Linked DNA regions of Homo sapiens: region 2 is linked to region 1. The links are chromatin loops, found by intact Hi-C in ENCODE. Cell type or tissue: Caco-2. All regions are shown on one strand. Each heading gives the region's core, and the rest is flanking DNA. Links, peaks and the distances in the headings are about the cores only.

Region 1 (3,285 bases), core at 452-2,951:
ACTTTAAACCAACAAAGATCAAAAGAGACAAAGAAGAACATTACATAATGGTAAAAGGATCAATGCGGCAAGAATAGCTAATTATCCTAAATATATACGCACCCAATACCGGAACACCCAGATTCATAAAGGAAGTTCTTAGAGACCTACAAAGAGACTTAGTCTCCACCTATTTTAATGAAATCTTCTATTCAGAGAACAGGCATAATTAAAGTTATTATCAGTCTAATACCAATTTATTTATCTTGTCTTGAATACAGTATGACATCATTAAAAAAGGACTTGGAGGTACACAGACAAGAGATGTAATTTCAGCTCTTCTATATTCAGGATATCTGGCCTTGAACAAATCATTGAACAGCTTCAAGTCTTCATTTTCTTTCTATTAAATGGAGAGGATGGGTAGTAATACTTGTTTTGAGGTGTTGTGGGGAATAAGCTAATACGTGTAAAGTGTTGTCACAGTGTTTGGGACAGAAACATTTAAAATGTTAATAGCTACAATTAAGAACTCTCTATGACCCAAGTACTTTCGTATCAAATGACTTCCATATATTATCTCCTTTTATCAAAATCCTATGAGGTAGAAGATATTATGATCCTCATTTCACAGATGGAAAATCAAGACACACTGGGATTAAGTGATTTGCCTACACATTACATGGGCAGAAAGCAGAAGTGTGGGGATAGAAACTCTAATCTGATCCCAGAAGTAGAAGATATAAACACAAGTGTTTATGTGCTCCATATGCCACTATGCTAGCTCCATCACCCTTGGATTCCAGAAAAACATACTTGTCTTGAATTTTGCTCCAAAATAGATTGTATTATAGGAGGACTCCAATATATCACCTATTCCCCAAACTGTTGAACACAACATGTTCAACTTCACCTGATTGTTCTTTCTAAATCATTCCTCTCTGCCCTTTAGCATCTTTTCCAGAAAGGAGGGTACTCAGAGAGCTCTTTTTCTCACCAATTTTTGTTTACCATCCTTTTCCCAAAACCACACATATTTGGTATCTTTACCCAAAAGGGTTGCCCTCTGGCCTGGTTCATTATTTTGCTTCCTCCTTTCTCAGTCACTCCCTATAGCGTTTGGTGACAACTTCCAGGTACAGGAATTCTCTGAAATAAAGCCATGGTTTCAGGAGAGGTTTGTAGGGTCTCTAGTTCTACCCAAGCAAAGTAGCTTCTGTTTCTAAATTCAGCCTCCCAGTGCTCATGAAGCAGGAAAAATAACACTGTAAAATTTAGTATGGTGGCTATAGTGATAATCACAGGTATAGTCTTACATCAGTTTCAAACAAAAGGGGATAAGCAGGAGGCCTGAGGCATTTTTCAGACAAGAAGCCAAAGAACACACAAACCAGAGAGCTGTAGATATCTAAAACTGTAGTTCTGCTTGTCTGCATGAGGCAAATATTTGAATAATGATCGCTGGATGGAAAGTCTACACACACATGCGCACACATCACAAAGTCAAAAAAAAGTTGAAAATGCTCAATAAGCTCTGCCGAGCAGTTAGAAGGAGACACTGGATTTTAAAAAAAGAAAAGACAGTCCACTCTGGTACACAGTGTAAATACAGGTGTTCTCAAAGGGCCCCATATTTCTTTGAAGCTTCACACAGCAAAGAAATTTTTCCACAGATAGTTCAAACACAGCTAAAACCAAAAACAAAAGTGAAGAACAAAGAGGAAGGATGGGCTGACAGAGGGTTACAGTTCCAAACTGAAGAATAGTCCTAAATATACAATTCATTAAGCTCTTACTAGGTATCAGCCACTCTTTGACGCTCTGTTCATAATCTTAAAACAACTCTCCAAGAAAGGAATTATTATCAACTTCACAGAGCTTAAAAAATTGAAGTACATGTCTATCCTGCTTTGCAAAGAAAAAAGTAAAAAAAAAATAAATAAAAAGTTAAGATTTTAAAAAATGAAAATTGTGGTACAAACTACTACCTACAAATTATTTCTCATCACAGGATTCAAACCCAGATCTACATAATTTCAAGCCCTCTTTCTTAAGCACTCTTCTGTTCTCGTAAGAAACAGCCTTTACAGCTCCTGCTTCATGGTTGGAATTACTGCCTCAGCTCCACCAGCTCTTGTGGGGAGAAATGAGAAATGAGGGTTCCCATACCAGAAAGAGGCAGCCATACTTAGCAATCTAGAAAACAAGAATGGTCCAATCTGTTGTTTTCAGACACTTTGCTCTTTATAGCCACATAATGTTCAGCTACCATGATCTGTTCAATTCTTTCTGTGCCAGAAATGGGAATTCATTGAAATATGCAATTGAACTTTATTTCTCCCTGTCCCATCAACACACCCTGAATCCTAAAGTAATAAAGTGAAATCTCATGTTAAGTAGGCTTCAGAGTATATGAAAACGTCTGCCTTGGCAAAAGAATCTAACTACAACAAGCACATAAAGAGACAGTTTGTTAGGATGTTAAATTTCCTCCTAGACTATGTTGGAGAACCATGCATGATTACTTGGGGATTTTTGGCATCGTTGGCAAATGTGGAAAGAAGGTTTGTTGCTTGGTTATATATAGAGTGATCATACAATTCATCCAAATTGGAACTCTCTTAAGAAAAGAGAATGCCAATTGGACTACTTGTGGGTTAAACAGGCATTAACTTGGCATTTCCTGGAAAAGCTAGGAATTTTGATCTTGCTGGTTTTTTGTAACTTTACCTCCAAGGAAGGATGAAGAGTTTTAAGCCAAATGAAAAACTTTAGATGCCACCTTGCAAGTTTATTTACAACCCAGGTTGACACTTGGTTTGCTCAAAAGAAGATGATAGCTTGCTCAAATTTGGAGCAAAATCAAATAGAAAAAAAATTCATTGCCATTGACTCCAATTCTTTCAACTCTGCATAGGTGAGACATATATAAAATTCTTTTCTGTACTTATCTGTTCCAAAATTAATAAGGTTTTTTAAAAATTAAAACAGTATTATCCTCTCTCCCCACAACTATGTATAGGAGCCTTACATGATTTTTTCTAAAAATAAGGGTCTTAAAAACAAGTTTAAAAAAAGAAAGTTTTCTTAAAATCAAGGAAGCCAGAGGCCATTATCCTTAGCAAATTAACACAGGAATAGAAAACCAAATACCGCATGTTCTCACTTATAAATGGGAGCTAAATGACGAGAATGCATAGAGGGGAACAGCAGACACTGGGGCCTATTTGAGGGTGAAGGATGGGAGGAAGGAGAGGATCAGGAGAAATAACTAATGAGTAGTAGGCTTAATACCTGGGTGATGAA
Region 2 (3,285 bases), core at 295-2,794, 110 kb after region 1:
TACAGCCACTCTAATTAGCAGCAGTTACAAGTAGATTTTTAAAGGAAAAGAAGATGAAATTCCTAAGTTGTTTACCAAGAATTTACATTAAAATAACATAAGATATTGATTGGCTATACATTGTTTTTTGTATCACAAATTCCAAGAACATGAAGGTAATGAGTGAGACAGCTAATGAGGAACAAAATGTCTTTAACAATTATCCGCAGGCATGGATATGGGGGAGCAGGTTTGGGGAACATGACCTATGTCTACATACTGCACATAGTTCAGACTGGTCTGAGCTATTTTTCTTTTCTAAATCCAAAGGAAAAGAAATCAATATCAAAGGGATACCTGCATCCCTATGTTAATTGCAGCATTATTCACACTAACAAAGATATGGAATCAACCTAATTGTCTATCATGGATGAATGGATAAAGAAAATATGGCATAGGCACGCAATGGGATACTATTTTGGCCTTAAAAAAGATTGAAATCTGTCATTTGCAGCAACCTAGTTGGAAGTGAAAGTCATTATTTAAGTGAAATAAGCCAGGCACAGAAAGACAAATATTGCATTGTTCTCACTTATATTTGGGAGCTAAAAAATGCTGATCTCATGAGAGGGTAGAATAATAGATATGTTTATGAAAAGAGTCAAACTCCGTAAAATATTTGAAGAGATTTATTTTGAGCCAAATATGAGTGACCATGGCCTGTGACACAGCCCTCAGGAGGTCCTGAGAACATGTGCCCAAGGTGGTTGGGGTACAGCTTAGTTATATATATATATATATATTTTTTTTAAATACATTTAAGAAATACATTGTTGGTTCAGAAACGCAGAACAACTCAAAGTGGGGGCTTCCAGGCGATAGGTAAATTTAAACATTTTCTGGTTGACAATTTGTTGAGTTTATCTGAAGACCCAGGATAAATGGAAAGGAATGTTTAAGTCAAGGTAAAGCGCTGTGGAGACCAAGTTTTACCGTGCAGAGGAGTCTCTCAGATAGCAGGTTTCAGAGAGAGAGATCAGGTTGTAAAATGTTTCTTATCAGACCTGAAAAGGGTACCTGGCTCTTAGTCGATTATCTACTGAATCTGCAAAGAAAGGAAGGAAAACAAAGGGGAAAGGGCATTTTCTATACAACGTGAATTTTCCCACAAGAGACTATGCAGGGCAATTTCAAGGTACGGCAAGGAAATACATTTTGAGTTTAAATATTTTTTCCTTGTCTCATAATGTTATGCCAGAGTCGGACTGAAAAGTAAGTCATGATATGCAGGGTCAAATAAGACTCATCTGATGAGAATTTATGGTTTGTAGTGCATGACTCCCTAGACCCCTTAGATAGGAATTTGAACAAGACAAAAATTAAGAGCTTAGTCCTCAGATACCAGAGGCTGTAAAGAGTGGTGAGGGAAGGAGGATAAGGAAATTTGGTTAATTGTTGTGCCCAGGAGTGTTAGAGAAAACGCCACACTTTGAGATGAATTAAGAGTCCTTTATTAGCCGGTGACCAAGAGACGGCTAACGCTCAAAATTCTCTCAGCCCCGAGGAAGGGGCTTGATTAACTTTTATATCTTGGTTTAGGAAGGGGAGTGGGGGTTTAGTTAAAACAATTTTACAGAAGTTAAGTAGTCAAAAAGTTAAAAGGATAAATGGTTACAGGAAAGTAAACAGTTCCAGGTGCAGGGGCTTTAAGACTATTACAGGGTGATAGATGCGGGGCTTTGGGCGTTATCAATCAGACGAATTCTTGGGGACTGTGGATATAGCTTGCCACAGTATCTTATCAGTTAATTGCATTCTTGGATGTGCTGGGAATCAGCTTGCACAAGTTAAGTCCTTGAGGAAGGGGCTGCCAGTGAAAGAGCCAAGATGGAGTTTGTCTGGTTCTCTTAGCTAAGGGAGAAGCTAAGGCCAGGTGAATAAGGAATAAACAAGGTTGGGCATTACATAATCAGTACAAACATACAGTTAGATAGAAGGAATAAGTTCTAATGTTTAATACAGAGTACAGTGACTATAGTTAAAAAAAAATGTATTGTGTATTTCAAACCAGGGAGAAGACAGGACTTGAAATGTTACCAACACATAGAAATAATAAATACCCAAGGTAACAGATAACTTAAATACTCTTACTTGATTATTACATAGTCTATGCATTTAACAAAATATCACATATACCCCATAAATATGTAGAAATATTATGTATCAATCATTTTAGTTTAAACTTTTTAAATGGGGTAAAATATGTCTCTTATTTTCTCATGCTTCTCGATTTAATGAACATTTTTGTTGCTTGGCCACACACCAACGAACTTACCAAAATGTTTCTTCTAAATCAATACAGTGCTCTGTGTAAGAGAAACTCTCATGGATGCAATTATCTACACCATTGCACTATTAGGCATGTGTAATATTTTCTTAGCTATTATAGATCAGGAGAACTTTGAAAACCCACAGGGTTAAGTGCAGAGGAAACCAGTCTGGTGAATAAAAAGGTGTGGGTTTGCATACTGGCTCTAATGTGTATAAAGTGCCCAGCACCTAATACTGTAGGAGCTCTGTGCATGCTAACCTGCTAAATTCTTCTCTCTTTGTGTTTAGCACTTACCGAACTGCTTGCTCTTGCCGAGGTGTAATAACTCTTAATGGAAAAATGGTGATGCGCCAGGAGTCACAGCAAATTTCTCCACTCTAGTTAAAAACGAAACCAGTCTCTTCTTCATGCTGTGGCTCCAACTGGCCCCTGCACAATGTCCTATTCTTTTAGCCCCTGTTCCATCCTTTCTCCTGGCTTGGATAGTATTGATATGCTTTTTTTCAATATAATACATATTTGGCCTTTCCTAACAGCTATGATTCATAGATCTCAGTGAGGGCATAAAATGAAAAAAAGTATGAGAATTTTGAAGGAAAAAAAATAGAAGCAGTAACTGAGAGAACAACTTCGTGGAAAAAGTAGCTTTTTAAATTAAAAAAAAAAAATAAGGATACCCTCAAGTATTACTATCCTAGCCCAGCATCTATGAGAGGATTGTGATGCCAGTCTCTACAGGGGTAGCCAATCTCTGATTTTGTTCCAAGGCATGGAATATGCCAGATTTAGTGTTGCTCCAAAATCTAAATCATCAGTATATAGTCATCGTCTCTATTTATCTAACGAAAATGGTAAAAGCAACTCTCAGAGGCAATGCCAAAGGCTAAGGGAGTGAAACAAAACTGTAAATGTGGAACTGATAAGATCACGTGTGTTGGTTCAGCACACTACAACCAAATGCCAATTTTCTTTCA

Evidence for each region. Hi-C counts contacts between places; a loop is a spot of excess contacts. Peaks named below come from ENCODE experiments on the same cell type or tissue, not always from the same donor. Only the 100,000 strongest peaks of a DNase experiment are listed, where the experiment ranks them.
Region 2: it touches region 1 in a loop (10-fold over the local background); 1 of 110 quality-filtered maps calls a loop at or near these places.

Annotation. Positions count from the first base shown.
Region 1 is chr10:109,198,472-109,201,756 of GRCh38, forward strand. No RefSeq gene overlaps it. Among named protein-coding and RNA genes, the nearest start is that of LINC02661, 490 kb to the left of the region's middle. In Caco-2, for the core only: no CTCF peak of the experiment used is centred there; a DNase peak (open chromatin) is centred at 1,430.
Region 2 is chr10:109,305,587-109,308,871 of GRCh38, forward strand. No RefSeq gene overlaps it. Among named protein-coding and RNA genes, the nearest start is that of LINC02661, 600 kb to the left of the region's middle. In Caco-2, for the core only: no CTCF peak of the experiment used is centred there; a DNase peak (open chromatin) is centred at 1,725.